Regions from separate parts of the Homo sapiens genome. Here regions 2 and 3 are each linked to region 1. A link is a loop called in an ENCODE intact Hi-C map of the cell type or tissue named here. Cell type or tissue: B cell. All regions are shown on one strand.

The links. Hi-C counts contacts between places; a loop is a spot of excess contacts. Peaks named below come from ENCODE experiments on the same cell type or tissue, not always from the same donor. Only the 100,000 strongest peaks of a DNase experiment are listed, where the experiment ranks them.
Region 2: it touches region 1 in a loop (8-fold over the local background); 37 of 110 quality-filtered maps call a loop at or near these places.
Region 3: it touches region 1 in a loop (10-fold over the local background); 29 of 110 quality-filtered maps call a loop at or near these places.

Annotation. Positions count from the first base shown.
Region 1 is chr10:22,432,654-22,440,653 of GRCh38, reverse strand. It overlaps LINC03027 (long intergenic non-protein coding RNA 3027), which reads left to right and starts at 2,725. Exons shown (of 1, transcript NR_036533.1): 1 at 2,725-5,229. LOC105376449 (a long non-coding RNA gene) reads right to left here and starts at 3,579. Exons shown (of 4, transcript XR_001747392.2): 1 at 3,503-3,579. RefSeq lists enhancers at 2,310-2,810, 2,818-2,977, 2,811-3,311, 3,278-3,327 and a silencer at 3,798-3,977. In B cell, a CTCF peak has its summit at 3,765; DNase peaks (open chromatin) are centred at 3,623 and 4,883; H3K4me3 peaks cover 2,365 bases; H3K27ac peaks cover 3,496 bases.
Region 2 is chr10:22,985,828-22,993,827 of GRCh38, reverse strand. The region is part of intron 10 of ARMC3 (armadillo repeat containing 3); the gene reads right to left. Among named protein-coding and RNA genes, the nearest start is that of ARMC3, 62 kb to the right of the region's middle. In B cell, CTCF peaks have their summits at 4,553, 4,755 (motif pointing right), 6,290 and 6,497 (motif pointing right); DNase peaks (open chromatin) are centred at 4,767 and 6,477.
Region 3 is chr10:22,224,641-22,232,640 of GRCh38, reverse strand. TRN-GTT2-3 (tRNA-Asn (anticodon GTT) 2-3) reads left to right here and starts at 3,059; the gene lies at 3,059-3,132. It also overlaps the pseudogene PSME2P6. RefSeq lists a silencer at 3,358-3,607. In B cell, no CTCF peak of the experiment used is centred here; DNase peaks (open chromatin) are centred at 2,020 and 3,220; H3K4me3 peaks cover 2,715 bases; H3K27ac peaks cover 1,933 bases.

The DNA of each region.
Region 1 (8,000 bases):
CTGTGAACTTGTTTGAAATGCTAATATGGGGGCTCTACCCCAAATCTACTGAATCATTAACTCAGCGGGTAGGGTCTAGCAATCTGTGTTTTAACAAGCCTTTCAGGTGATTCTGAAACACTTAAGTTTGACAATTACTGCCGAGGACAGATACTTGGGCTGCCTGTTGCAGTTTATCAAACTGGCTGTTCATTAGAATCTCCTGGGAAGCCTTATAAAATTATCAGTGCTGGGACTCCAATGCCGTAGATTCTAATTTATTTGGTCAGGGGTAGGCCAGGAAACCAGTATTTTTAAAGTCTCCTAAGTGATTCTAGTATGTCTACCAGCATTGAGTATCACTAGCATTTTAGGTAATCTGGCTTTGACTCCTAGGCTTGAGCAACTTGGGGGACAGAAGGGAGGAGCTCAGCATGCTTCCTCGGTTTAGGATGAAGAGGATAGGCAGGGAAGTAAGGATAGTTCAGAAGAATGTTTAAACAAGTCTGAAATAAGATACATTTAAATGTGAAATGTGGAAGGGGAAGAATTATAATTAAGCCATAGTCTTCAGGGAACATTTGAGGCAGTGAGCATTTTAGGCTGAGTAACAGGAAATAAGTTTAGAGAAAACCGGTGAAAGAGAGTCAGAGATAATACAACTGAGATAAATTAGGCTTGAATATTCCTTATGGGGCTGTGCTGTGCACTACAATCCCATAAGCTAACATTATTTACTCTTAAAAAAAATCCTGGGAAAGAACACCTCTATTTTTTAAAAAAATATGTTTAATTTTGCTATTCTCCACATTATTTTTTGTTGTATATTACTATAAAATTGGTTATGGTCAACCAAAGTCTTGTGAAGGAAACAGTCTCATGGAAGAGTGAAAGCTGATTTGATTATAATAGCTAATAGTAGGATTTGTGAAGTAATTTTCACTTACACAACACTCAACTGAAGAAAACCAGCAAGATCATTTTTAGGCTTTTTAAATATTACAGGCATAAAAAATAAACTTTTAGAAATGGATTCATTCTGGTTAAAAGTTTTTTTTAAAAGGATCTGACTTTTAAATTGTATTTCATCATATATTTTTGACATGTTCATATCTCAGATGAGTTGAGGGACTGAAGAAATGAGTTTTTAAAAAATTGGTGAATAAAGGGAACCAACTAGCAAAGAAGGTGGTTGTGGCAAATGTAAAAATAAGAAGAAAGATGTAGTGAAAGGATGAAAGGGCCCTGGGAGTGGAATAATATGAAAGAGGGGACTTTTGTGTTTTGTTCACTGCTGTATCTACAGCATCTAGAACAATGCCTGGCACATGAAAAATGCTCAACAAATACAGTGTACTTGTTGAATAAATGACCTCCAAGGATACCTCCAGTTTTGTGTACCAGGATGCGATAATTACTGGGTGATTGAGGAATACACTAAATTTTTAACTTTTTTATTTAGAGCTTTCCAGCAGTACTGACACAGGTGTTATAAACTTTCCCTGCCAAGATGTGGCCTTTTCCTAACGAAAAGTTCCAAAGGAATGGAGATTGAGACTGGAGTAGTTTCTTAGAGGAGGTGGCTACTCCGATCCTCTTCACTCCAAAATAAAGTGTACTCCCGCTCACTTCCCTCAAAACAAATCCACCACTTATAAATGTGCAACCTGTGGGGCCATTTTTGAAACGTGTAATAAATAGGAGGATGTGGCCAATTTTCAGCTGAAACACTCCCCAGATATGCCTCCAAGCACTGTGTACACCACCATCTTGTAGGTGTTCTGAATGTCCCCAAGCCCCATGTTTTGCTCACGAGGCATGCCACCCTAACTCCCTGCTGCTGGAAATGAGAATATGTCTGAGGGTAACAGATGAACAGTAATAAATGGCTTCCATTTTCTTCATACATTTTTGATGGGCTGACCTCAGAGAACCAATCCCTCTAATGAAGTGGAAGGCATCCTAGAAGTGAGAGCTCACTTGTTTCACTTTCTTATTTGGAAAATGGAATGCTGGCGTGACCCCTTCTTAGCTATTCCTAATGTATTACTGCTCCAAAACACAAAGAGCAGGTTCAGAGATAACTTCTCCTTGCATCATTCGCCTTTTGGTTTTATGTTTGTCTCACAATAACTTTAGATAATGTGCCCTGTTTCTTTTTTTTCCACTGATTCAGCAAGTATTTACAAAGCCCCCAGAACACTGCTAGGTACCCTGCTAGGCTCCAGGGAACAAAAAATTCCCTGCTCTCCAAAAGGAGATAAAAATCAAGTGGGCAGAGAAGCCAATAAACGTGTAAAATGCGTTATCATACCAGGAGGTTATAAATGCTACAAAGAGAAATAAAACAGGAGTATGGGAGATGGGCAGTAACAAAAAGCTCTAAATCCAAACTTTACTACGCTGCTGTCAAAAAAAAAAAATATTCTATGCTCCCCCCAACCCTGTTTTGTTTTTTGTTTTGTTTTGTTTTGCCCTTGCAGCTTGCCAGCTCTAACAATAGCTGCCTTTTAAATAGTAGTCACTCTGAGGGATGAGAAATTACCTAATGGGTCCAAAGGACACTATTTGGGTGGGGGCAGCACTGAAAGCCCAGACTTCACCACTCTGCAATACCTGGAAGCAACAAAGCTGCACTTCTACCTCCTGAATCTAAAAACAAAACTAAAATAAACAATAGATTCTTCACTGCTGACTCCAAGCCCCTTTCTTAGGTTCGGTTTCCTCCCGCTTCTCTGACCAGGCGCTTCCATGGGCTCTGCATAAAAATTCGAAGATGATGGGATCCCCAAATCAGCTAGCAGCCCCACAGCCCTCCCGCCTTCCTCCCCTCTCTCCACGCCTCCCCCAGGCCGGCGATGCCGTCAGGGCCCGTGTCTGAGGCGTCCGGTGGATTCAGCAGAACAAACATCATAAAAAGATTATTTGCGAGAGGAGAAGACGATGCTGTGAGAACTTGGTCCCAGAGACCGTCTCAGAGCAGCAGAAAAACCGCAGGAAACCTAAGGAGCACGACCCTGACGGCGACGGAGGGGGTGCGCGCGGACAGCACTGTCACCTCCCGCCGACGCCAGGGCTCAAATCGGAACGAAGACTGGGCGGCCACAAATGCCGGCTTCTCCTTTCTTTCGCTGAGGCGGAGAAATCGCCCAGCGGTGCCCGGCGCGCCTCCCGCGGAAAGCGGGCGGTGACCATTCCGACAGGCCGTCCGCAGCGCTCCCTTTCCGCAGACAAAGCTGCCTCGAAAGGCGCTCCGCGGCTCCCGAGTCACCACGTTCCATTCGGCAGAAGAAAGCGAAAGCGGCCGCTCCCTGTCAGGCAGCCAGACAATAGCGGCGGGCAGGCCGCTCCACGCCAGCATCTTTGTTTCCCTCGCGCCGGGAAACGAAGTCTCCGGATACCACAGAAACCAGAAGCCGATACCACAGAAACCAGAGGCCGCTCTTCCCGCTCGGACGTTTACAGCGGGCGGGAGCGTGGCGGCCACCTCCGTCTTGGGGAAGCGGCAGGTTGAGCCCCGCACCTTGCTGTGCCCTCTAGAGCGAGCGGAGGAAGCAGGCGAAAAGCTGCTGCGAGATGTTGCGGCCTTGCAGACGTCTCAGCTCCTCCCGGCACGGCGGCCTGGTAAGGCGGGAAGTAGCGCCGGCCCCGCGCGGAAGGAAACGTGCAGCGCGATGCGGCTTAGCGCGGCTTTATAGAGCCGAGGCTTTATAGAGCCGCGCCCCGGCGACCCCTGCGGTGACTGCTGTCGGTCCGCGTTGTGTGTGTTCTCTGTTTCGGCCTCCGCTGCCCGCTGCGGCCTTGCCCCTGCGCCTCGGAGTAGCCGCCGCGGGCCTGTCTGCTGGAGCAAGGAGACCCGGAGGCCGTCCCAGGGGCGAGGGGGTAGCGGCCCCGGCCTCTTGGGCCCTCGGCCTCGCGCCCACCGAGCCCTCTGCCCGGGTTTGGTTGGGTGTGGAGCTTGCGACGCGCCCACTTCCTGGGCTGTGCTTCTGCCCGAGCTGATGCCTCGCCGCGACGCCAGGCCCTATCTTGACAGCGGGTGCCAGCAGGTCCAGGCCTACTGACGGGCGGAAGTCGGCCCGGTGCCCCCTCACACGCCCACACGCCGGGCGTGCCTCAGTTTCCTCTATTGTGACAGAATAGAGATGAGACGATGCAGGTTAAAATTACCTACCGGCGCATAATGAGTTCTCCAGCATCTAGCTAGTTCTACCATAGGATTAATACCCAAAACCACGTGGGTGGAGCTGAAAAACACGATGCTGTGGGGGGAAGAACCCAAAAAGCCATAGTCGGTCTGATGTCCATTTATAGGACATTCTAGAAGAAGCAACAGTGGCGATGCAAAGCAGTTGCCTGGGAAAGGAGTGGAACAGGACAGAATGGAATGCACAGGAGCGGGGGAACTTTGGGGCAGTGGTGGGACAATTTCATATCTTAATAGGAGCGGCGGCAACATGACGTATACAGTCGCCCCAAATCATCAAACTGTAGTTTCTAAATGGGTACGGTTTATTAACATTCAAATTATAAGAAAAGTCATTTCCTCAAAAGTTTCGGGGTTGGGGGAAGAGTTAAAGAAGGTCGTGGCTAGGTGGTTGTTGAGGAATAAGGGAGAAAATCACAGTTTACAAAATCTGAGAGCTGAATCCGTGCTGTTTCTCGATTGAGAAGCAGTGGACATCAGCAGTAGGAATGGCTCAGGTCCAAGAAGGCTATGCCCTACCAGACCCGGTTGATGTGCTTCCCCGGATTTACTCTGTCCCACCGTCCACCTCCACCCCGGCCTGCACCTCTCGCTTAGGGTAGAGGCCTGGCCTCCAGTGCCATCTCCCGACAGCCTCCCCCAGGTGAAGGTCATGCTTCAGCACTGCCTCCCTGACAGAGGCTCTGATGATGGGATGCTCTGACTCAGACTCAGGTGAGAAATTTGAAGGAACAGAATGCTCTTGCCTAGCAGTTGCCGGGAGGGGTCAGGTGCTGCCCCCAGAGAAGTGGGAGAGTTAGAGGTCCGTGAGGCATACTTTCCCCAAAGGGGGCAGAAAGCATGAAGTGGTCAGCATAGAAACTCGTCTCCCTGCCATCCACACAGTCCCAAGGCATGCTGGTTCTACATGGCTTGTCTGGAAGCTGTCCTTGAATGTAAAGTTGTTTTCAGCTCAATAATGTATTTGCCTGCCTTCGCCTTTCCTTTCACCCTTACCACCTTGGAATTGTACCGCCTAATAAAATCTTCGCACTTAAACTTGGCCTCAGGCTCTGTTCATGTGAATCAATTTAGCAGCCTTTGGGCTTTAGATCTGTGCTTTTCTGAAAATTTGGCAACCACAACACAAAATTAGGATTTTTGTTTCCTCTGGGCTCTGGTTTACTGTCCCATTAAAGTGCTTCTGTAAAAGGCAACCCAATTGAGACCAATGCTGAATATATAAATTTTTATAGGTATGCCCCTGTTTGAAGTTGCTAGAGACAGTAAAAGTTTGGGCTTCCATTTATTGGTTCCTAGTGGTGTTTATTCTCAAGAGTAAATTCCTAGAGCATTAGCACTTAAATGCTTTAAAAATTTGGAAACTTAAACCTGAGATGCATGCAAATGCAAAACAAAATGCTTTCAAATAATGATCATAAAGCTGTTAGTCTGGGGAGGTCTACTTATGTTTTTGGTCATGTTCTAGCTTTCCTAAAGACATCAGGGGAGGATATGTTAAAGCCTTTTTAAGTGATTTCTGGTTCATAGTGCTTTGCAAAACAATTTTTCTTGACATTATTTTCTATATTAAATACTTCAGTAAGTGTTTTTAATGATAATGGCCACTGGCTTTGTGGCCTACTGTTTATTGCAATTTTGTCGGGCCTTATTCTAGGCTTCCCTTTCACCTGGGCTTCCCAACTATCTGTAACTTGATCAACAGTAATTTGGGATGGGAATGGCCAGGGTCATATGTTAAATAGGGCAGTTCCACTTTTCTGACCACAAAATCCTCCCCTTCCTGACCACTTAAAAACTGTTACATAATCTACAAACACATGGCTCTAATAAGTTCTACTACATACCTTGCCAAAGGTCACACCTGCAATCTACCTTTCTATTGGCACAATACATTTTATTAGAGAATATTTTTATCGCTTATAATTGTGGCCTATCAGAGCACTTAATTATTTTTAATAACACATTCTGCCTTCATCCACATCATCATAGTGAATTGGTTTTTGCAAGGAAAACTTGGTCATCCTAGCATGTGAACAGTTTTTAATCTTTTTTTGAAAAATGTTTCATCTGAGATTAATTTCTGTTGGGAGCAAAAATGAAGCCAGGCTGTACACATGATGTGTTTAAATACATTTTCACAAAAAGAAAAATATTAAGAATATCTTGGGTCATAGACATGCAGTATCAGAAGGCATCCCAATAAACAAAAGTGAGAGCTCCTCTTTAATTCCTAGCACTTGATTATTTCTAAATATATAAGGGCAGATAATGTTCAGCAAACGTGCAGGTTTTACAAATTGGCTCCTTCAGAGTAGGTCATAAGCTTGCTGCAATTGTGTTCCCATTACTCAAACATTTTTAGAATTCTTTAGAAATTTGCCACAAGAGTCTGAGTCACATTCTTTTAAATGACATCATCAGTGATAGCAAATCTTCCTCCTCGGAGAGCAGATTTTTAGAAATACTCAAGTCATTTGAAACCACACTGAGTTTAGTAACATCATTTGGCAGGGAAAAATTGAACTAGAAAGAGTAAAAATAAGTGAACTGATTAATGGTTTTTTAAAAATTAAACTCCAAGAAATGGAGGATTAGGGAAACTTTGGAGCAGAAATTAATGATTAGAAACAATGTTTTTGATCAACTCCAAAGGTAATTCTTTGGAAAAAGATCAAGAAAATGGAGAAATCGCTGATGAATCTATTTAAAAAAAAAAAAAAGAAAAGAAAATATAAAGGAGAAAGGAGATATAACAGATATGGATACTTTTTTTTTTTTTTTGAGACAATCTTGCTCTGTTGCCCAGGCTGGAGTGCAGTGGTGCAATCTCAGCTCACTACAAGCTCCACCTCCCAGGTTCACGCCATTCTCCTGCCTCAGCCTCCCAAGTAGCTGGGACTATAGGCGCCCGCCACCACACCCGGCTAATTTTTTGTATTTTTTAGTAGAGGCGGGGTTTCACTGCGTTAGCCAGGATGATCCTGATCTTCTGACCTCCTGATCTGCCATGGAGACTTTTTATAAATTATATGAGACTGCTATGTGAAATTAGCTATGTGCTAAACATTTTTTTCTGGAAAACCATAAATCACCCAAATTGAATCTAGGAGTAGAAAAACTAAGTAGATCAAAGCTAGGGGAGAAATTTTAAAACGCCTAAAGACCAAGAGAGGCTTTAGGCAAATTCTTGCAAATTTTGAAAGACATAAAATCCCCTTTCTAAATGAATAAAGACACTAAAATTTAAGTTTTTTGTGAGTGAAACCACTTTTATTATAAAACCTATCAAAAATGGTATACGCCAAGCATGATGGCTCACACCTGTAATCCCAGCACTTTGGGAAACTAAGGGGGGAAGATCGCTTGAGCCCAGGAGTTCCAAGAGACCCTATCTATACAAAGAGTAAAAAATTATCTGGGCCTGGCTGGTGGTAGGCTCCTGCAGTCCTAACTACTCGGAAAGATGAAGTGGGAGGATCATATGAGCTTGATAGGTCAAGGCTGCAGTGAGCCATGATCTCATCACTGTACTCCAGCCTGGGTAACAGAGCAAGACCCCGTCTCAAAAAAAAGAAAAAGAAAGGGCACTCAAAAAATAAAAGTTCACATAAGAAACTCAATGCCAGAATTCCCCCCAAAATACCAAAAATGCCAGCAAATTAAATTCAATAAAGTCAGTCATTTTAAACAATCAGGTAGATTTTATCCTAGAAATGCCAGGATATTTCAATACCAGGAAAATAGTTTATATAAAAATACATTTAGATTATATAAGAATAAAAACCTTATTATCTCGATAAGTGATAAAAAT
Region 2 (8,000 bases), 550 kb before region 1:
TCCCTTTGTCCCAAACACCCTTCCCTATCCCTCTGGCACTTGTGGCTGGAGAACACTAGCTCATTCTTCACTCTCTGCTTACCTGTCCCTTCCTCTGCAAAGTCATCTGTGACCATCACGGCCCTCCTTGTTAATCACTCCCTCTGCTGTGCTATGTCTGTACCTGGTACTTACCTCTTAGAGGTAATATTTGAGTCTTATTTATATTTCCGGTGCTGAGAAGATCAATGTATTTTAATTGACTCGAATCAACTCAAGGTGAGTGAGCAGAAATTCGCTGCAGGTATCAAGAAGAAGGGAGGGGGAAAGTGCTTAGCTCAGCTTTAAGTTTGCAAGAAGGGATAGGATCCAGCAACACTGCGATTTCCAGTTTTATCACTTACAGCTGCTCTTGAAATTGGTTCATTTCCTCCCTGCCCTCATGCTTCTCCAATTATACAGTGAGGTAATTTTTAGATGGTATTCAAGAAATAAAATTTTACACTTTAGACAACTTCTTGGGAATATATTCTTCTCTTTTATCAAGGGATGTCTCTATTTTGTCTTTGCAGACATTGTTGACTCTGTTTATTTTAGTGTGCACCAGTTGACACCATTTGGTACCTTTCAGAGTTGAATCCTTGCTTCAATTTGAGGTTCACATTCAACCCAACTGCAAAGTCTAGTAACATGAATCAAGGGTGACCTTGGGCAGAACAGAAATCTGTTTAACAGAGCCCACATACAGGGTAATATGTGGAACCCGATGGAACAGATGGTGATATTGGCAATAAGAACCTTGTTTGTTAACAGTGATTACAACCATTCCCACCAGCATGACTTTTCATGTCTCCGTGAGTTTTGTCACACCAAGGAAGACATATTGGCGGCAGACACTCTGCAAGTGGTCAGGGGCGGTGTGTACGCAGCAGCAACTCAGAGCTGGCATTTTTAAGCCTTGCCGGCTGCAGGAAGTCTGAACAGGTGGAACACTGGCCGTTATGATAAACAGGTCTCCTGGTTATCACAGCCAGATTTGGAATGCTGTAAACAGAATTCCTGACTCTTGTTCCAGCCAGTTTCTCAACAAAGGTAATGATCCAAGAAGTGGAGTGTGTTTGCTAAATTGGTCAATTTCTGAGTCCAGAACAAGGATCATCCCGCCACAGCCCCACAGCTACAGGACGCTAGTATATGTGCCCCTAAACTCTGGCTGAACTCCAGGTTGACAAAACTAGCCAAGAGAATGTTCTTCTTTTAAAGAAATATTATTTAAGAAGTTTTTCACAATTAAGGGAGACAACCAATTAATTGTAGGCTTATGCTTAAAATGAAGGTTTTAAAATTAACATAATTAAAGTAAAGCCTAGCCACAGGGAAAAAAATGTGTTTGCATCTATAGCAAAATAAGAAAAATGCCCCCCGCAAAATGCTAGGAAATATGTGAAACCGAATTGATTACATCATATTGATGCACCTTAGCAGGTTTCATTTTGAGACTTTCAGAATTCTCTTTGATGTTGCAGCCGCGGTGACATTATGCTCTCTCAAAGAGAACAGCATGACTGCAAAGAGAATAGTGAGTGCTACCCCAGCACTTCCACAAAGAGCATGCATGTTTTTGCTACCGATTTTGAGGCAGTCAATCAAAGTCTGGGGAAATCAAATGTAATTTCCTCCCAAGTGACACAGAGCCTTTATTGACCTATCTGTTCAATCACAATACTTCACTTCCATACATGCTACCTTGTTTCAAATGCTAGAATGCCCTACTCATAATTAACTACCTGCCATCAGCAAAAAACAACTCTCTTTTGCATGGCTGACTTGTCTCCTAATAAAATAGAAATGATGGTCAAGGAGTTAGGATATTCATAATAAATGACTTTTGCAGCTACCAAATGTTTCTGTTTAGCCTGGAAATCAGCGTATTTACATATCTGTCAATGACAAGGGATACAATCCCAAAGTAATTAGAGATACCATGTTGTTGATTTTCTTAACTAAATAATAAGGATGCTGAATGCTCTAGTGCCACAGCAAACAAAAAAAAATCCCTGCGCTTGCCAGGACTGGTTTATTCTCAGCAGCTCAGATGTCACTTTTTCAGAGAGCCCTTCCTTAACAAGCCCTGTATCATTCTCTAGGCCCCTTCCTAACCCCGGGGCCATGGCCCTCTTTCCACATTGTGCTGTTTGAAGTTTACCTATACTGTAACAATTCTGCAATTACCATTTTAAAATTACTTGTGTACTGCTGGCCTCCCTGACTGAAATGTAGGCCTGATGTGTTCCTTTCCTGTGGTACCCCAAGAGCCTAGCACAGTGCCCAGCAGGTAAAGGATACCCAGATAATGGTAGAATCATTACCAAAAAAAAAACCTAAAACAAAACAAAAAAGAAAAAACAAAAAAAAACCTACAGTCAAGGTGGTAAGTTCCCTGTATTTTGGGGTGAAATGATAACAGCTGTACCGACGGATCACATCCGGCCCCCAGTGGAAGAAGCTGGATTCCAGACTCCCTGTGATACTGGCTAGGGGGTAATCTCTTACATGCACAAAATACAGTAGATTATATAGATTCATTTTTACTTGTTTGTTTCATAGTCAAAAAAGACAGGATGCAGAGAGACTAAAACTTGCTCAAAGGTAAGTTAATCAACAGAGACCGGAAAAACAAACACATGGTTTTCTGACCTTTAATTTATTAGTTTTTACATTTTTCAACCTCTTAAGCTTTAAAAAGTATAGTATTTTCAGGAAAACAAAAACCAAAAGAATTTACTTGCTTTAGGACATCATTCCTTAGGGAATGGAAAATGAGAAGGAGGAGGAGGCAGAGGAAGCAGAGAGGAGGAGGCAGAGGAAGCAGAGAGGGGGAGAAGGGAGACTAGGGAAAGGAACCCGGGGAAAAAGGTGGAGGGAGGGTCAGAAGCAAAGAGAAAGGGAAAGGAAGGGATGAAAGATGATTTCAAGGTGCCTACTGGAGTGAGTACAAGGAGTGCTGGAGGAATTCAAAGAGATCATGAATTTCAGCACAAGGGAAATTTCTGGTGGGGAAAATGTGGAGAAGTTAAGGGTCCTGGAGGCACTGATGAGGAAAGAATGAGAGAAAAGTTGCCGGGGTGGAGAGTAAGAGGTTCAGCTCCTACCAGCTCCCTGGGGACCTACAGAACAGACCACCTCTGTGACTGTGAGTAAGCACCGGGCCTTGGTTTCCTCATCTGCAAAATGGGCATGACAATAATATTCCTTCCCCCATAGGACTGCTCTGGGATTTAATGATATATTCCACTCAAGGACTTAGCTTAATACCTGGCCGATAACTGCTAGCTTTCAACAACATCATCATCCTCTTAACATTCAGTGAGCCACAAGGGTAGAGAGTTTCAGATCATGGAAACGTAAGATCATATTGTAAAACTTGTGTGTGTGCATGAAAATTTCATTTTCAGACAATTTTTAGCTAAACAGCAAAATCTCCTACACCTGCAGAGCTAGAGCTGGGGCAGTTTCCTCAGAAATCCTACTCAAGCCTTTCACTCAAGTGTAATCAATGAGTGGTAAGGACCATTTCCAGTGTGAAGAAAAATCAAGAGAAATGATTAACATAAAAAGTCAAGGGTTGGTAAAAATAACCTTATATAGGTTTAAGTATGCTTCAAATTGGAAGTGGGGGGGGGAAATCACACAATATAAAGATTTCCTCTGAAAATCAGTAATGTTGGAAATTAAACCTGAAAGAGAGTACTAGCAACTTTAAAACGAGGTTATGCAAATATCAGTCTCTGCACTGTAGGTAATAAAAGTAGCATGGATAATTTTCTAATTGAACATTTTATGGGATTCACTTGGCCTCACAAAATCAGTAGCTAATCAAATTCAAACTGTTAGTCAAGGTCAGGTGGGCATCCACTGACATGAAATGGGGATAGGGAATCCACTTGTTCTATTGCAAAATTCAGCTTTTCATTCTCTGTTTTCCAAATTCAGTATGATTTTTCCAATCCAGTATAACCAATGTTTAGAATAAGATTCCATCAGACAGGGAGGAATCTAGGCTCTAAGGGGCAGAAAGAAAAGCATCCACTCAGTAAACTTGGACAGAAATAATGCAAGAATAATTCTCAGGTTTACCATGAGGACTTTTCCCATTTATTTTATCTATTAATTCCAGAGGACTTTTAAGGCATTAATTAACATGTTAAATACATTCTTCCAGAGCTCATCCTTAATACAAAACAAAACCTCCTAAAAACTTATGAAATTAGCTATCTTGCAAGATACTCATCTTGTGAGTATTCTAATTCAAAGGATCTAGAATTTTACAACAAAGTGATATAAATAAGAATGTAAAACAAAATCTATTATACAAAGTCAAGAGCAAAAAATCGACTCTAGAGAAACCATAATAGCAATGAGATTTCTTAGATTATGTTGTTCAAGAGTATTACATTTATCCTATCTGGTTATATAGCACAGAAGATGTCCAGCTACCGGTACAATGAATGCGTCAAAACATTTGTAAATGACTACACCTTAATAGGGGACAAAGTCAAACACAAGCATCTGTTAAACACACGTTTAGCAGTAGAATATTATCTCTAAAAGCAGCATGTTGAAATGATTTTCAGATCGGAATCTTTTAAAAATGTTTTGGAAATATTATCTTAGATACACTGGAGAGTGTTCCAAATTAAATTAACGTACGTTTCATTAAACTACAGAACCATCCTTCCATTACCTTTTTTGCCCCTCCCCCAACGTCCTCCTAATCGGCCACTAGGGGTCAGTATGAAGACGCAGTTCCTTGCATTGTTAGAAAATGGAACTCTCCGAAAATGAAAAACCCTATGCAACAAAGACAATAGCTGTACAACCTTAGCAATATTAAATGCAACCTATACATCAAGTCTACAACACGAACTTGCATTTTTCATGGGACTACGTTTTAATTTTGTAAATCACTGTGGATTATCTCTATGGTCAATGCTTCTTTAGTAAAAAGTATTCTCAATGACAGGATTACTTATGTAAGTGGGTCTGTGTAACTGGCCAAGAAGTGTGTTCTAAGAATAGGGTGTTAACATTTATTTTTCAAAGGGTGATGGGACACATGTCTAGCCATTTCATCTCTTCCTGTACAGGGATGGAGAAGGAAAAGTGGAACTTGTGGTTTGTATTTTGCTAACTTTAAGAGATTTTTCCCCCCTTCAAAATGACCATCATCATTCACTGCACTCAGCCTTCATTCCACTATGAAATATAGGCAATTCTAAGGAGAAACCATTAGCCTAAAATCAATAGAATAAAAGAAATGGTAACAATAAATACACAATACATTATCTTCCCACCAACTTTACTGAATGGGAGAGAAATTTTTCAAAAGGTTTGAAAAGTGCTTTCTATTTCTGCTGGAGAAACTTAACATTCCAGGAAATCATTAAGATCATGCCCCTCCCTGACAATACTGAAATGATTGATAAAGGACTTTGGTCACTGTGAGTAAATGCAGCACTGATTTTTGTTGAAGCACTAGATGAAGTATTGACTTTTCTTGAAACACTGTGTGAAGTTCTGTATGTGGCATACGTTCTAAAGTTTTCTCTACAAATTGCATGGCATTCTCAGGCATGATACTCCATGAATAATTCTAATAAGTATTAAAATTAGTCAATGCTTTATTTCTATATTAGCGAAAAGAATGTTTAATACTGATAATACAAAATGACAAGTTATCCATATATAACGAGGACATTCTAAGCTTCCCAAAGCACTCAAATGCACATCCATATAATTTGGGGGCATTCTATCTGTTTGTGGAGTCCCTTTGGAGTGTACTGCTTACAATTTCATCATTCCCTTGTGCGGTCCTGACCATAGGGAACACAACAGCAAGACAGTTTCTGGGGAAGAGCTTTTTGTCTCTGGTATTGTAGAAGCTGGCAATGGGCCAGTAATCAATCAATTAATTTTTCAGTCACCACTATATGTGCTAACATTTAGAACTTTCTTGGGTCACTGCTGTCATGGAAAGTCAAAAGGGGTACAAAAAATAAAAAATAAAAAGCAAAGAAATGGTAATAAAAGGGTCTCTAAGATTTAGGTAAATCACTCAGTTCTTCATGGGGATGACATGGAATAATTATGAAGAATCAGAGTTAGTGTGATCTATGTGTAAACAAGGGACTTATGATCATGCATTTACTGTAACAAAACTTCAGTTCTCACTTCTCTATAGTTATTAAAATAATTGTAGTTATTACTGTGTATATTTTTATTTTGTTCATTGCATTTTATTTCCTAAGATAATTGCATCTTTTGAAAACTGTCTAGCCAACATTTATACTAATCTTTATTAGTTCTGAACATTTATTCTAATCTTTTCATAGTTTACCAGTGGCCAAATTTAGTTAGCATTGCCAAAGGGAAGTGAAAAACACTGAACCCTTTTTCTTCTTGGAACAACTTAAACTCTAATTCTGATCAGATCCAACAGATGGCAGTGATGTTATAAAGTAATAGTTTAAAACATTCTTTTAATGTGTAGGGTCTGCTCCTCAGAGAATAAGTCTCTCAGTACTTGCATAAATAATATGGAACTTTGATATGATTAATTGGATAGAAGCATACAGGATAAATGTAACATGAAATTTAGCTGAAAACAATATTTCCTATGTCAAAAATAAACGGTTTTCTCGTTTTCAAAAGGCATTACAAATTGTTAACTGTAAAAGAGATTAGCAGTATACCAAGAAAAGATATGTGTCCAAACAACTACATTTTTCTATAAAATTCATTATTGCTTCTTGGTTTCCATTTTTATTTGTTCCTTTCTACAGGCATTGTTTTAGCCTTCACACCTTTTATTTATTCACTTAAAAATAGTTTTACTTTGCTTTCTCCTTCTTTCACTGCTAATAAGTGAATCTGGCTGTTCTTGTCCCCTTTTACTATGCCTTTATAAAAATAGTTATTTTTATTCTTATTCATTGCCTTTTCATATTTGTACCCACTTTAAGTTATCTTTATTCTGTAGATAATAATTAGAAGTATCAATAGGAGGCTCTTATAGGGAAGCCTCCACTGTTGCTTCTGTTTTCCAAGTTATATAAAAACAAAGAAAACAACACTGATGATTGCTTTCTGTTTTAAGTAATGGCCATTATTGATTGTTTGACAACAGACTTTGTTTGTCAAATAGACTTTGTTTTCATCACTTTTCTTTTACTTTTGGGTTTTTTGTTTTGTTTTGTTTTGTTTTGGGTTTGTTTTTTTTTTTTTTGTTTTTTTTTTTGAGATGGAGTCTCACTCTGTTGCCCAAGCTGGAGTGAAGTGGCGCGATCTTGGCTCACTGCAACCTCTGCCTACAGGGTTCAAGCAATTCTCATGCCTCAGCCTCCCATGTAGCTGGGATTACAGATATGCACCACCATTCCTGGCTAATTTTTGTATTTTTAGTAGAGATGGGGTTTTGCCATGTTGGCCATGCTGGTCTCGAACCCCTGACCTCAAGTAATCCACCCGCCTTGGCCTCCCAAAGTGCTGGGATTACAGATGTGAACCACCTTTGCCCGGCCATTTTTTGGTTGTATTTTTGATGTAAGCCTATTTTCCTTCGAATGCCTACTATGGGATGGACAGTGTTCTAGATGCTTGGGATGCATCAGTGAATTAAATAGATGAAGGCTGCTCCCTTCATGGATGCTAGTGGTTGGTGTGTGGCGCGGGGGGGGGGCGTGCAGTGCAGGGGTGTGGGGGTGCAGAAAATAAATGATGATAAGTGTACCAGGTGAGTTACATGCTATGTTAGAAAATGATAAGGGTATGTGAAAAGGGCAGCAGGGAAGGAGCGTTGAAAATATGCATGTGTGGAGTGCAATCTTAAGCCGTGTGGTAATGCTAAGTAGCTTCGCCAAGGTGACATTGTAACAGAGATGTAAACGGGGTGAGGGAGAGAACCACAGCCTGCATGGGAAGAGGTTTTCCAGGCAAGAGGGTGTCACTACAATGACCTAAGG
Region 3 (8,000 bases), 210 kb after region 1:
GTCCTCCAGTTTTATATGAGAAGGATACTTTTGGTGAGTAGGAAACGTGGTTTTAAGCTTGAGGCTGGTTGGAAGGGTTCGATTTACTTTTACTCATAAATCAGTTGTAAAATATGATTAGCATTTGTTTTGAGAATTGGTTTCATAATTCTCCTCTTGCTCTTAGAGACATCTGTGTAGTGTTGTCTTTTAACTTATTTCCTGGTGCCACCACCTTCCACTTATTGGGATGACTTCTGTAACTCACTTGATTTAAAAAACAATTCCAAACTTTGTTTTTCTTTGTTTTGAGACGGAGTTTTTGCTCTTGTCACCCCGGCTGGAGTGCAATGGCGTGATCTTGGCTCACTGCAACCTCTACCTTCCGGGTTCAAGCGATTCTTCTGCCTCAGCCTCTCGAGTAGCTGGGATTATAGGTGCCTGCCACCACGCCTGGCTAATTTTGTATTTTTAGTAAAGACGGAGTTTCACCATGTTGGCCAGCTGGTCTTGAACTCCAGACCTCAGGTGACCTGCCCGCCTCAGCCTCCCAAAGTGCTGGGATTACAGGTGTGAGCCACCATACCCGGCTATTAAAAAAAATTTTTTTTAACTGGATTTTTCGTTTTTAACGACTCCGTCACCATACTTCTGAAATACAGAAATGAAGAAGAATTCAGGTCATGCACAATCCTGCTAATGGCAACCCTGTGAGTTGCCTATGCTGTTGGGATGAAGCTGGAAGAATATTATCTGAAAGCCTTGGATTCATGGTATCTGGAAGGTGTTAGATCAGTGTGGTCCATTGTGGCTTGCCTGTTAAGACAGGTGAATCCTATTTGCACAGATCTTCTTGCTTTTCTCTCTTCCTCTCCAAGAAGAAAATAAAATATATATGCCCATTAATCTGCACAGATGAGCCCCATTGATAGGGCATATTCTTAGGAAAAGTAAATTTGCAGTTCAGTTGTGTATAATACACAAAAAAGGGGGCAAAATGCCCAGTTCATTTTACTTTTAGCAGTTATAAAGACCCAAGTGCTAATGAAGCTATAGGACTCATTTATCTTGGGTTATCTTAAAATTAAGAAAAGATAATGTATGTTTCTAAAATTAATCCAGTGGGCTTAGTTTGGCTTTAAAAACTGAACATAAATATTATGGCCTAAGATGAGATAATCACAAAGATTTAGATGACAATGCATTCTTCTCCCTTATTTTTGTTAGTGATCATTCTGCATAAAAGATGTGCTTGATATATACCATTGGAATAAAATGTTCAGAGTCCATTCAATATTTTAAACATTTATATGCTCCTTTGAAGTAGTTTCAAGTGGAGAGGGAAAACAAGGCAGAGCTAAGTAACCGTGGAAACAGCCATTTTATGTAAAATGTTAAAAACTACAGAACCAGGCTTGAAGACAGTTTTAAAACCAATAGTGGTACTTACATAGACAATTTTTTAGCCTAGAATGAGTTAATATTCCTTTCTGAGTTAGTTTTTCTCATCGACTGTTTCTCATTATCTCTCTTGTTAGAAGTCAAATGCTAGTATGATGACTGAAGTGAGGAAAAGATATTGGAGCTGAAGAGATTTACATGAGTAGAACCGTTCCTAATATTACTTTAAACAGAAGAGTAAACATTGAATGATGGGGCAGTGAAGTACACCCGTTGCAGTCTGTTCTAACTGGATAGTCACAAAAACAACAGAGGAAAGGACACTCAGTTTGGTATTTGGAGAAGAAAAGCCAGTACCTGATAGTTTTAGCTCCCATTAACAGGTACATATAATATTACCAAGTACAAAGCAGCATCGTCTAATGAAATGAGACTTCTCATACACTCTGTAGAAGCATTTCCTAGATTGTTTTTTCAAATTCAAAAATTTCAAGTGCACTTCCAAAAGTTTGTTGAAAGTGGCGTGGTGCAGCTTGGCGTGAATTCACAGCTGTTTAACATCTCAACGCTTTCAGGGAACTCGGCTTCTAATTGGTTCCAAAGCCAATTTAAGTTGTCTTACCATGCAACGGGAACTCAAAATGCTGATTGGACCAAGACGCGTCGCTTACAACGTCTATAAATCATGATAGCGATTGTTTTTGGAGGGATTCTGTACAGAGCGGTTTAGTGACTGTTAAAAATTTAAACACGTTCACGTTCTCAAGTGGAAACTCGCAATTATTTGAGGAGAGAAGAAGGGAGAAAAAGAGCGTTTGGAACTTAGAAGTGTACCTTAAAAGGCACCAGGAAACATTCACACAAAGGGAACGATTTTCATTGAAGTATTTATAGGAATGGAGCATGTTTACCTGCAGTGTTTCTGTGCTAAAAATTTGCAGGAGTTAGTATAAATCATTCCTTTTTCTTCTTTAACTTCTCTTTCCTCAAATTGGGTTTTATTTATCCCTCGAGATGTGTGTTTTAAGTGCTATGCTTCGATGTGGGTGTGTAGGCTAATTCCAGGGACGAGGGCAGATTTAGCAATAAACTACAACGCACTGGAACTAAGAAATGTTCCTGTAGCTTTTTTTCCCTGATGTTTCTTTCCAGTAACAAAATGTTAGTGTGAAATCATTGTACTGTATTTAGTACAAAACAAATAGGGATTTCATCTATGCATTTAGTAATACCTGAATATAAAAATAAAGCAGCCAAATAAAATTCAGATGACCTTGGGAATACTACACAAGTAAATCACGAGAGATGAGCGAACGAAGCACTGGGCAAATTGTTCGAAACAAAGGGAAAGTTTCTCAGCTCACAAGATGAAAGCTTTGATTTTCTCATAAAAGAAAACTAATAAGAAATAGTTATTTTCCTGAAATACAACGTTCCAAATGGGAGTTGGCGGGGGGGAGCAACAGTATTTTAATACATTTTGCAATCTGCAATGCTGCTTGATTTTGTTGTATAATTTTGCGATATGCTTAAAAGGTGGAAAATAGAATTAAGAGGGTTGGAAACGTGAAGTAAAATATTTTGGTTCTGATAGTACCAATCAGAAAGCAGAAACAGCCACACACTGCCTTTATTATTCTTCATAAAGGCTGAGGCAGAAGGGGAAAATGACACCGAAGTCTCTGTGGCGCAATCGGTTAGCGCGTTCGGCTGTTAACCGAAAGGTTGGTGGTTCGAGCCCACCCAGGGACGCGCTCTCCTTTTATGAGCTGGTCGCGGGAAGTTTTGCAGAAATCGAGTTCAGGCCTCCGGGATAAGAAGGGGTGGATTTCCAGGGACCAAGCAAAGAAACCACCGACCCTTACACTACGCGGCCAGCCGGCGAGCCCTTCGCTTTCGGCCGGTGCAGAGCGGCCTCCTCTCCCCCGCTGTCCTCTCCCGGCTGCAGGTGAGCGCGGCCACTCCTTCCCCGGGGTCTTCACGGCGGTCTAGGCCTCGCCAGGGTGCTGGAGCGGGGACGCGCAGAGGCCGCGCGGGCCCGTTTGCCGCGCGCGCCCGCCGCTCCAGCTCTGCGCGTCCCCGGAGGCCCGCGCGTACACGGGGAAGGCGGCCCGGGCTGGTCTTGCTCGGCTTCGTGACGCGTGAAATGTAACGGGGCCACCGAAATGCATGTATTTCAACAGTGTCAAGTTCAAGCTGCAAACTGAAAACTCCTACATTTTGTTGAAGCATGGCCGCCCTTTTGTCTGTTCCCTGTCAGCGTAAACATCTCCGTTTGCGACTTAAACATTAATTGTTCCTGGTATTAATGCCTTCAGAAATAATTTTTGTGTAGTAAATCTTTCGTGTGGACAATATTGTAAGAATATATATTATATTTTACTTTTTCTACTAAAACGCTTGAATTTAGTAGAGAATAGAATAAGCCTGCAACACTTCCCATCAAGGCGGAAAAGGAGAAAACCTCTTTTACAATAGTATGACTGTTAAACCTGAAAAAAAAGAATGATGAGAAAGATTGAATGTGAAGCTGCTACCATACTTTGCTTCAACTTTCTACTTTCAACGTCCCCTACCTTTTATTTCCCCAAATGCAAAGCCCTCTCAAAATAGTTTCCTTCTATTTTATTACTTTGAGAAATAATCATAGTTTCATCATAATAATTATTGTTTTGGCTTGGACTACAGAAAATTGAAAGACAGTTTTGAAGAAAAGTGTAAGAACTAATACATCTTATTCCTGTGGATATATTGTTTTATATTCGTTATGTTTCAGCTCAGTTGACATATTAATAAAGGCTTATTTTATTGAGTGCTTTCGTGGAGAAAGGTATGTAATCTTCATAAGTCTTCCAGGTCCTATTATTGCCATTGTACAGATGAGGCAACTGAGGCACAGTGCGACTGAGTAAATAGCTGAGTAATTTGCCGGAAGTCACAGTGAGTTTGGAACCTGGGTAGTCAGGCCCAAGCCCAAGCTCCTCCCTGATGTACTGCCTTCTTGGAAGTTCCTTCCTCTAAAATACAGCTACCTAATTAGTTAATTTGAAACCAAAAGATACTTGAATTGGTTTTTATGAAGTTTCGTTAATATTTTGCTCCAAATCTTGTAAAGGGGGTAAAATAAAAACCAACACAACATTTGTGGCGTGCTAAAGGGCATTGTTAAATTATGCATTCATTGGGCTGCTCAATTTTATTCAAATGAAAGCTGTGTGTGCATAGGAAGTATTCCTGGGGAATCTGTCTTAGGGAAACAATTTGTTAGCATTTAGGTACAGAAGGCAAGATGAGAGAGAGAGGCAGGCAAAATCTGGAAGGAGACAGATTCAGGATAGATTCAGGCCATGGAGTCTAGAGACTAAGGATTCTTTGACCCCAAGCTGATGTTTGGGAATTGGCACATCCACGTAGACCCCTGTTTCAGGACACTTTTGTGAGATAGTACCAGAATTTGTACTTGACCAGGGGCCTAGGTGGCAGTTTAAAATTTGATCTTAAATTTCTAAATACATTCTATTTCACCCTATTTTGGGTATTAATATGATTTAGAGACCAGAAAATGGAGGAGAATTAAATGGGAATGGAGGTGTCACACTGAGTGCAAAACTCCCCTCTAATGTAAGCAGAAGCAGTTGCTGTGATTATGTGGACAAGTGCTTAGGCCATTTCCTTGGCTCTTGCAGGCAGGTAAGATAGGTGGGTCCCAGTGTGGGTGGCTGACACCGGTAGTCTCAGCACTTTAGGAGGCCAAGGCAGGAGGATTACTTGAGCCCAGGAGTTGGAGACCAGCCTGGGCGACAGAATGAGACAGCATCTCTACACAAAATAAAAAATTAACCCAGCATGGTGATCACTTCATTGCACTCCAGCGTGGGTGACAGAGTGAGACCCTGTCTCAAGAAAAAAAAAAAGGTAGGTGGGCAACAATTTGGAAGAATTGCACAAATATTTATGGATGCATTGGCCTTATAAAATTTCAACGTGTCATGGTTGTTGATGTTGCAATAAATGCTATTTCTGAGGAGCATCTTTTTGTCCTTAATTTCTGGGCTCTGTAATACCAGCCAAACCTAGATATATGTCAAGATCATTTAAAGCTTTAATTAAAGGCTGAATAGCATTTAAAAGGCTATGTTGTATATTTGAGTATGTAAATATGTTCCTAATGTTGCTAATAGAGTTGTATACTTAAACTGCGTATACACAATCAGAGGGAAATTCACTGAAGTAACATAATAAAAGGTGAACCAATTGCTATGATTTAAAAATAAAAACTCATTAGAGAATGTACTATTCATCTAATTCAGAAAAGGACAAAACAGATAATAGATAAAAATTAAAGATCTGTCACAAAAGTCATAGAAGTCATTCATTTAAAGTATTTTTATAATGCAAGTGTTTCTTTAGAAAATAATGGAGGCTAGGAGGAAGCCACATGGTTTAACGTGTCTCTGCTTTCGTTTCTAACACTTGTGTCTGATGTCATGCAATGCAAAGTTTAGGAAAAAAAGCCTGAAGAAACCTAACTGCTCTGTTTCTGCATGCATAATACATGATAATGAATAATGCAAATATGAACTTTTATTTCTCTGAATTTTGATGGACACAGGGCCTAAAATGTTCTTCAATTTATAGCTACAACTGAAAACAGCAATGAATTGAGGGTAGAATAAGCTATAATACATTTAACTAGAAAATAGTTAAAGAACTTGAAACATTTTAATTAAGTAAGAATGTTAATTTTATCAACTGTATTATTTCATTTTAAGTCCTTGGGGTTAATCCCTTTTGGTAATGTCAGTGTATTTTATGTTTTTAATGTTGAAACTAAGTGTTGAGCTTACAGGAATAGGGTGAGAATAAACTATGTCTATAGATCACACCAAATACTTAAATCTTAAGTTATTTTTAAAGCCTACATTTTTAAGAAAAATCTTAATATTTTAATTGTTTGAAATATGATTGAAAAGGGAACTTTTCGATTAAGCATAAATACAGAAATGTACACGAATTATTGAGTACAACTGAATACATTTTTACAAAGTTAACACATCTTTGTAAACAATTATCAACATCCCAGAACCCCCCTTTATGTTTTTTTACCAGTTACCAAAATATAAGTTTTAAACTGTAAACATACAGATTATTAGGTTAAAATGTGATTTTTTTTCTTTTTTTTTTTTTTATCCACACAACATATAGATCATTTATTTTCCTTCTAGTCCTGGGTTCAGTACATAGATGGCTTCTCTTCACCCTTTGGGTGGACAGTTTTCTCCAAGTTGCTGCTGATGATATGATAAAGCTCAGCATAGAAGGCCCTCAGGTCCAGCACCATGGCCCTGAGCTCCGCATAGGCTGCCTCATCTCGCTCATGCACCAAGACCCGGTAATCCATTACATGAGTCTCCTTGGAGGCCTTGGCCACTGCATCCCCACGTTCTGAGAAATACTTGGAAATGGTTGTCTGGAAAGCTTCCACTTTGGTCTTGATGGCATTCACCCTCTCCAACACCTTATCCTGGATTGCTACCCCAAAATCATTTCCATCTTCAATCTTGTTAAGCCAGAAGTCTGGACTCTTAAAGAGAAATGCATTCTGGTGATTACATGGATCCAACACCTGATCCCTAAAATGTGAATTTTTAACTTGTCGTCGATCAGTATTGAAAAATAAATTTAAGACTAAATCCTGTGTCTTAGTCTGCTCTGCTCAGCCTACAATAAAAAAACACCACAGACCAGGTGGGTTAAACAACAGACAAAATTTATTTCTCACAGTTTAAAGGATGAAAAGTCCGAGATCAAGGTGCCAGCAAGGTAGGTTTTATTCTGCTGACTCTTCTCTTCGACTGCGGAAAGCTGCCATCTTGCTGTGTGCTTACGTGACCCCTTTTTTGCACATGCACCTGGGAAAGGAATGTCTAGCTCTCTGATATTCTACTCATAAGGACACTAATCCAATCATGAGAGCCACAGCCTCATCACCTCATGTAACACTAATTACTTCTCCAAAGCCCCATCTCCAGCTTCTATCACATAGGGAATTAGGGCTTCAGAATATATGTTTTGGTGGGGACAGAAACATTCAGTCCTTAACACCCTATCAGAGGAATACTTACAGATGAAGATTAGAAAAAATAATAGAAATTAGAAATCAATTTTCCATGCCTACTCACTTATGACCTAGCCATCTATGATAGACTTGGTAAGAAAAAAATGTGTGGTATCAAGGCAGGAAATATGAGAAATTTGCTATTTACTTGAAGGGTTTAATTTTGCCTATAAGCAAATAAAAAGTACTCTTACCCCTTTCCATCAAAGATACAAAACAAAAACAACCTTTTAGAAATGATTATGGCATTTAAGTTAACTCAATTTTATTTTCGGAAATAAAGCGTACATTTTAAAACCAAGATGACACTTGATCATCAAAGTTGCTGTAGGAGAAGAGAACTCAATAATTTCTCAAACAATATAACCAAAAATCTTAAGAATTTTAATCTGGAGTTCTCTATTGGAGGAAAACAATGTCCTGTCATTTTGAAACTATAAAAAAAAAGAGGAAAATCTAGAGCTATATGAAAAAAGCTATATTTAAAGTTGTGGAAAGTCCA